Regions from separate parts of the Homo sapiens genome. Here region 2 is linked to region 1. A link is an interaction called in ENCODE POLR2A ChIA-PET data of the cell type or tissue named here. Cell type or tissue: PC-3. All regions are shown on one strand.

Region 1 (4,000 bases):
GGTAAATGGTTAGGGCAATTATAGCATATTCTTGACTCTTGTAAAGTCATTTAAATGTACATGGAGACATGCTTAAGCTCTAATTTTAAGTTAAAGCATGTTTTTAACGTCTTCTTGGCCCAGCATCCCTCTATGCCCTCACCTGTGCCAGCCATACACAACCTTAGTCATACCAATATCAGAAACCAGATTTTAGCCCAGTCTAGCCAAACTTAGGCAATCTGTGGCAGGCCCATTTACATACCTGCCTACCAGATCCTGTCTTTCACTCAGATCTCCAGCCACTCCATTTAAAACAAATGCTATTCACTCTCTTTAGGCAACCTGCAAAAGAACTCAGGTATATGGGATCACTGAAATCAGCGACTCTCTATACGTCATAAGGAACACATTCCAGAACAAATAAATTATAAACTTAAAGCTGTGAGATAAGCTGAAAATCTATTTAAAATAAAAGGAGTGATGCTATATGCTGAATATATATAGAAGAGAACAACAGCCTGTATGAAGGTTAAGAAAAAGGAAAGCTGAGAATCCGTACTTCTCAGTGTAACCAGTACTCCACCCTGTAGGTAACAGGCACTTAAAATCTATTTGTTAATGATGATGTTTTAAGATAGTTTGTCTTCCCACTAGAAGGCAAAGTATTTGAAGACTAACTTGCTGACTTGCTTACTTGTGTAGACACTTGCATAGCTGGAACAGTGTTTACACCCAAGATGTACTTATTTCATTCCCGAAACAACCAGCCTTGAGAGAAGTACACTGAAAAAGCATAGACTGAATAACCTCTAGGGAATGGAACTGGGAAAGGATAACAGAGGAGAGCCCTCTGTTTATTTATTCAAATACTTCACTTTTTACATCATAATTTTGTATTATTTTTGACCCTTTTTTACAATTGGTATGTATTTTGTTAAAAGTAAATATGTAAAAGCATATTACTATGTTTTACCTAATCTTCCACTGTTTTAATTATACAGGTATCAGAGGAATATAGTATATATGTTGTATATCTATATATTACTCACCTTCGAACCCAGGATAAGAAATAGCTACTCAAATCAAACCCAAGACGAAAGTAATACTGTTAGTGATGGTGGCAGCAGTTATAATAGCAGTAATAACAGTAGTAGAAGCAGTATTAGTAGCTAGTAATAGTAGTGCCTTATGTATGTTTCCTCAACCCTTGTGGTTTTTCAATGACCTTACATTATTTCCTTTGTCCTATCAAACAGCACTGTGAAGCCATTGTGAAATCATTTCCATTTAACTAAAGGGAGAAGTAAGGGTCAAAGTGTTTGCCTAACAAATGACACACAGATAATGAATGGTAGAACCAAAACAAAATTTTGCAATTTGATTCTTAAACTAGTTTCAGTTTCACTATTTTTCCAGACACTTGCATATGCAATTATCCCAAGTGGATCCATATACAATTTGACTCTCCAAATATTAGGGCCACTGGTACATTATAATTTTAAGGGCGTTGTATTTCTCAATATGAAAAAAATGTAATCCAAGAATAAGCCTAACAATAAGAGTAATAACTCTAGGATCTTCTGATTTTTATTTGTCTCAGGTCAATGACCATTTTCCCAGTGTAGGTAAAACTAGAAAGGTGTAAAAATGAAATTCAGTGTGTCCATGGGACATATAATTTTGAAGTTGTTCTGAGTAGGAAATAATGTTCTACAGTGGCTGAAAAAGAAAATTGCCTTGCAAGGTTATCTGGATTTTGAAAATCGTCATTATGAACCCTAAGCTTAATGTAAACTTTGTGTAAGTTACCACCTTATAGCAACTTGTGCTAACAAATGCCATCCCTAAATCCTATCATCTGATGACAATTAAGAAGCCTTATAAAAATCCTTTTCCTGAGCAACTCACTTCCTGCCAAAGAAACTGTAAATCTTCACTTTAAACTACAACATCTGCTGAGGCATGCGTGTCAGGTGGCCATTTTTAAATTGTGAATTTTAGCATCCATGAAGTCTGTCGGTTTGTTATTTTCATGTTGCTGTGAGTCACTTCTGAACTGTCATTTCCTCTTACTTTTACATTCCTAAAGCTTTGCCATACTCGGATACTCACTGGAATATCGAATACTCTGTTGTTCCTGTAGGGGTCAAGCCCTCTTTTCCGTGTTATGGTAACTCACCCATATCATCATCACTACCAGCTCTGCCATCATCACCCCCATCTCTGCCATCATCACCCAAGAGACATTTACCCTATATCTCCTTGAGCACACACTCTGTATAAGACCTGATTCCTTTTTTCCAAAGGTACCATCCCTCTTCACTGAATTCTCAAAAATTTTATTCTTCTCTGAAGTAATTCAATGGCAGTTATACATTTATTTTATTGCATCAGTGGACTATTCTTTCCATTTAGATTCTTATCTCTTTTTCTATTATCTTATCTCAAGATAATAGGAAAAGATGAAACTGATGCTACTGCTGATTTTGAAGTCTTAACATTTTGTAGTGAGTATTTTCTGGGACTAAACATGTGTGCTATGCATTCAATTTGAGAAGAAAGATGAGAAAGTTAAGTATCAAGAGAGAATACCTTGAAGAATAATTCTTAAGAGTCCAAAAATAATTTCCAGCATAAATCCTTTCAGAAGGGAAAACATGAGCTGAGAAAAACATCCCTCTGTTTAGCTAATCCACATATAGTGGTTTGGGTGTTACATTTTCTTATGAGTTAGCATTTTGGGGGAATTTGCTATGTATCAAGAACACTTTAAAGCATTTTACGTGCAATATCTCATATAAACGTCACAATAACTTCAAAGGTAGCTATTATTATACACACTTTCTGGAGGAGAAAACAAAGGCTTAGAGAATTTGAATGATTTTTCCAAACTAAATAGCTAATAAGAAGCAAGAGCCAAGGCTTAAACAAAGATCTTTCTCTAGATAAAGTCCAAACGTTTGGTCAAGCATGGAAAAAGGTTCTACTAGATTTTACTAGATTCAATGAATCTATATTGCGTTAGAGCCAGTAAAAATTATTGTGGGATATATTGCCTAATCTTGGTTTAGTTATTTCATTCATTAAACCTGTCTTAAGCACCTATTATGTATTGGGCACCATGTAGGTATAGCCATTAAAGCTCCAACATTCTGGACACAGAATGGTGAAAAAAAATAAACAGAAAAGGAAGTATATAAGATGAATTATAAGGCAGTTAAAGTTACAAATTATGGGACAAAAAAAGAAAGAACTGGCTATGCATAAATATAGTGGAAATGATGTAGGGATTGCAACAGATTATAAGTTACATATCAGTCAGAAATGCAATGCTGTTTGAAAATAACACAAAGACATAAAATGTAACTGCAAATAATGTTCTCTTCATATTTAGCTTTGGCTAAACTGTTATGAGGACAAGCTATTCCAGAGCAACCATGTTGTAAGAAAGCTATGGGAAACTTGAAGAGGGTCCATAGTTCTACAGTGAAAATAATTAAAAAGAAAGAAGAAAAGAAATCTTTAAAGAAATACTTTAGGATTTGTGGTTATTTTGTCTGACGAAAGCAAAAACGTGAACAAGGAGAGCCTTAGTAACTATTTCAACATACAGAGAACTTTTCAGAGGATGGGAAAAAGTTGTTCCACTTTTCCATTAGAGAGAGAATAAAAGAAATGTATGTTCCTTAGAGGATGATACCATCAATGTGTTAAAGAGGTCATTCTTTATCCTATTCAGGAAGAGACATCCTAATTCTCCTCTTGGGACTTGTAAGTAGACAGAAACAAAAACTTTAAGATGATCAGAGGGCAAAAGTTTCTCTTCTCACCCTTTCTCTGACACACATGCAGCCAGAGAGTGCCTACTTAACAATCAATGACATACATAATTGTGCAACGTAAATGGTGTTACCTTTACTGAAAGTTTATAAAACATATAGGTGTGAAACTCGTTTGTTGTCCACATATTTTATAAAACTGTATTTTTTACCAAAATCAAAAAATTTCAGATAATAAT
Region 2 (4,000 bases), 250 kb before region 1:
ACAAAAATGTAGTAGTACACATAAACAATTTGCAATCACTTGCTAGATTAGAGAAAAAAGAAAATTACATGCTATCAGATTTCATCATGAAAGCTGTTTTCTGTGGATAAACAAAGATGAGAAAATGGTGAATATTGTCAGTTTTCTGAAGGAAACTTTTGAGTAATTGTAAAGAGGTTGATAGTACTTGTTCCCTTGGAATCACTCTTCTTAAGGTACTTTTAAAATAGTTTGAACCATTATATTCTTTTTCTGTATTTCTTTTTAGGGATCTACAAAGGGTGGAGTGGAGGCAGAAGACAGAAGTAGACATGAAAATAGGAGAAAAGTGTAAAAAGAGAGAATGATGAGAAAGGGTTAAAAAGGATAGCATATGTGTTAAAAGTAGATGTTTGAGTTGAAACTAATTGACATGAAAGAGAAATTGAGAGAGAGAGAGCAGCTGCTTATGTGTTCTTCATTTGAATATTGATGAAAATGCTATAGACACTTCTCTTATCAAGGTCAACAATATCTTCACATTGGTGAATCCAAAGATCAATTCTCAATTCTCATCTGATTTCTCAGAGCCATTTGAAGTGGATAATCCTCCCATCCTTCTAGAAATACTTTGGCTTTCAGGGCACCACACATTGCTGGGTTTCCTAACTTACTGGCTGCTCCTTGTCCATTTCTTCTGCTCATGTCCCCAATCTTAGTGCTAGGGGGCTCCGAAGGGTCATTGCTTGGGCTCCTTTGCTTCTCCACAAACCCTTAGTAATCTATTGCCTCATGGTTCTAAATACCATCTGCATGGTAATAAACCTCAGCCTTGAACTTCAGACTTTTGGATCCACAACATACTCAACATCTCCACTTGACAGTCCCATAAGTGTCTCAATTTTAACATACACAGAAATAAATTTCTCATCTTTTTTCTCAAAGTGGCTTCTCCCTCAGTTTTTTCCACCTCAAATAGTGGAAACTCTATCCACTTTGGTTTAGGCCCCAAACCTTAGAATCATCCCTCACTTATTTCTTTCTCTCATCCCACATCTAATCTGAAAATTATTTATGACCTTAAAAATCCAAATTCATACTACTTCTCACTTCCATCACTTGTCATGTTTGTATAAGCCAGCATTATCTTTTCCCCGGGTTACGGCAATAACTTTCAGACTTTCATTCTCATCTCAGCAATAGTCAATCTTCAACACAAAAAAGAGATCAATTATTTTCATGTAGGAGATCACGTACATTCTCTGCTTAAAACCCTGTGACAGCTCCTCATCTTACTTGGAGAAAAATTTAAAGTCCTAAGAATGGCCTCCACACCTGTAAAACCTGGTAGCCCATTATCTTGCTGAGTTCATTTCCAACAATTCTCTCTGCTCACTATATTGCAACCCTACTGCCCTTTTTGGTATTCATTGAGCATTCTAGACAAACCACTGCCTCAGGCCCTTTGCATTTACTGTTCCCTCTGCCTAGATTGCTTATACCATAGATATGTATTTCCATTATTTGCTCAAAAGTTAGCTTCTCATTAAGACCTTTCTGAACCACCCTATTTAAAACTGGACTTTGTCAACCTGCAAGCGCCTCCAATCTCTCTTTTTTTTAAAAAAAAAAAAAACCTTTCTCCAAAGCACTTATTACTATATTACTCTTTTAATATATAATATCTTCTTTTTGCTTGTGCTTTTTTTATACCTCCACTAAAATGTAGGCTTCCTGAAGGAAAGCATTTTGTCTGTTTTACTCATTGCTCTATCCCCAGTACTCAGAGCAATACTTTACAAATAGAGGCTCAATAAAAATTTGTTAAATTAATAACTGAATAAAAGGAGGAAGTAGTGTGACTAGTTCTTGGATCACATAGCTGCCTCGTTTAAATTCCAGGCAGCATCATGGTTTCAAAAGAATCAGTTTCCTAAACAATTGCTATGGTTTGAATGTGTCTCCGAAAATTCATGTGTTGGTAACTTAATCCTGAATGCCACAGTGTTAGGAGATGGGGCCTTTTGGGGAAGTGTTTACATCATGAGGGGGCCACCATCATGAATGAGTTAATGCCATTATAGAAGGGTTTGATGAGGGAGTGTAGTCCCCTTGCCCTTCTATCTTCTACCACATAAGGACACAGCAAGAAGGCCCAATGCCAGCATCCTTGATCTTGCACTTTCCAGCCTCCAGAACTGTGAAAAATAAATTTCCTTTTCTTTATAAATTACCCAGTCTCAGATGTTCTGTTGTAGCAGCACAAATGTAATAAGACAACCATCAATTAGGATGCAAGAAGAAAGTTCAGGGAAGATTCCAACGTGTCATCATACTAGAACCCACTTGGCCTTTTTCGTTCTTTTTCACCTGGTGATGTGCCTTGCTCTATTCCCTCTCCACCCACCCCCCTGCCATGGGGACATATGCACAAACTGAGAGAAAGGTAGTTGGTACAACAGTTGAAGGTGATATGGGAGTCCTGCCACTTGCCCACATAGCTTTCTTGTGCTCACTAGACTTGCTTGTGCCTGATACCAGTGGTACCACTTCCATCTTATGAGGATTTCTATTGAGCCCTCTGAACCTTATGCCTTGATGGGTCTGGCAAGCCAGCCCCTGATGGGCATTCATGTCACATGGCCAGTTGCTGTATCATATCTAATACTTTATCTCTAATAGGGTTCAGTAGCATGCAAGGGAGCTGTTTCAGGATGGCCTAGAGTTCTCTGCAGTACGTAGAATGGCCTTGCTACAAATACGGACCTATGTTTCTCCTAATCCAATTTGCCATAAACTCTACATAACGTACATTCTTAGCACAGGTACCTCTAATACCATAAGGCTTGGTAAGTCTGATGCCCCAAGTATCAGGGTTGCTTGTCCCATATCTTAGATTTTTTTCAGATCGCTTTCCTGCTCTGTCCCATTCAAAGCTGGAAGTCTTTCATATCTCTCAGTAAAATGGGGGTAAAGAGATTTTTTTTTTAAGATGGAGTCTTGCTCTGTCACCTGGCTGGAGAGTAGTGGTGCGATCTCGGCTTACTGCAACCTCCGCCTCCCGGGTTCAAGCGATTCTTCTGCCTCAGCCTCCCGAGTAGCTGGGACTACAGGTGCATGCCACCACGCCCAGCTAATTATTTGCATTTTTAGTAGAGATGGGGTTTCACCGTGTTAGCCAGGATGGTCTCAATCTCCTGACCTTGTGATCCGCCTGCCTCGGTCTCCCAAAGTTCTGGGATTACAGGTATGAGCCACCGCGCCTGGCCAGAAACAATATTTCTAAGTGTGGAATACATTGCATCCAGAGGCTAGAAAGACCTACAAGGCATTGTGCTTTCTTCATAGTTGGTGCCAGAGGGCTGGGGAGAAAAGTTATGAGATGCTATAGTTTGTCATTTACTTTGGTGGGGATGTCCCAGCATAACCCAGATCATTAGACTCCAAAAAATGTTCTTGAAGTGTCAAGCCCCTGAATATTCATAAGGTTTATCATTCTACCTTTTGGAGCATATGTGTCTTACCAAGGCTTTGTAGCATGCTTCCACTTCTTATTCATACAATATAATTGACATATGTCATTGACTGAGAGGACTAATGTTCTGATCCAGGCACATACAGTTCAGGTCCCTTCAGACTATATCTTTTTCTCTCTGTCTTTTGTTGTTATTTTTAAAAATAATTTTGAGACAGCATCTTGCTTTGTTGCCCAGGCTGGAGTGCAGTAGCACAATCACAGCTCACTACAACTTTGGCCTCCCAGACTCAACTGGTCCCTCCACTTTAGCCTCTGGAGTAGCTGGGACTACAGGCATCTGCCACCACACCCAGATAATCTTTTTTTATTTTTTGTAGAGACGGCATCTTACCATGTTTCCCAAGTTGGTCTCAAACTCATGGGCTCAAGTGATCTTGCCACCTCAACCTCCCAAAGTGTTGGGATTACAGATGTGAGCCAGTTGGAAAAGAATGTACCTGACAGGTTAATATCAAGACACAATATAGCTGAAATTGTAATTTG

Evidence for each region. Peaks named below come from ENCODE experiments on the same cell type or tissue, not always from the same donor. Only the 100,000 strongest peaks of a DNase experiment are listed, where the experiment ranks them.
Region 2: POLR2A ChIA-PET joins it to region 1 with 5 read pairs; 2 of 35 experiments call an interaction of 5 or more read pairs at or near these places.

The regions. Positions count from the first base shown.
Region 1 is chr10:61,485,698-61,489,697 of GRCh38, forward strand. All of the region lies in intron 5 of TMEM26-AS1 (TMEM26 antisense RNA 1), which reads left to right. Among named protein-coding and RNA genes, the nearest start is that of TMEM26, 34 kb to the left of the region's middle. In PC-3, a CTCF peak has its summit at 2,206; DNase peaks (open chromatin) are centred at 1,244 and 2,054; H3K27ac peaks cover 392 bases.
Region 2 is chr10:61,239,435-61,243,434 of GRCh38, forward strand. No RefSeq gene overlaps it. Among named protein-coding and RNA genes, the nearest start is that of TMEM26-AS1, 210 kb to the right of the region's middle. In PC-3, no CTCF peak of the experiment used is centred here; no DNase peak of the experiment used is centred here; H3K27me3 peaks cover 377 bases.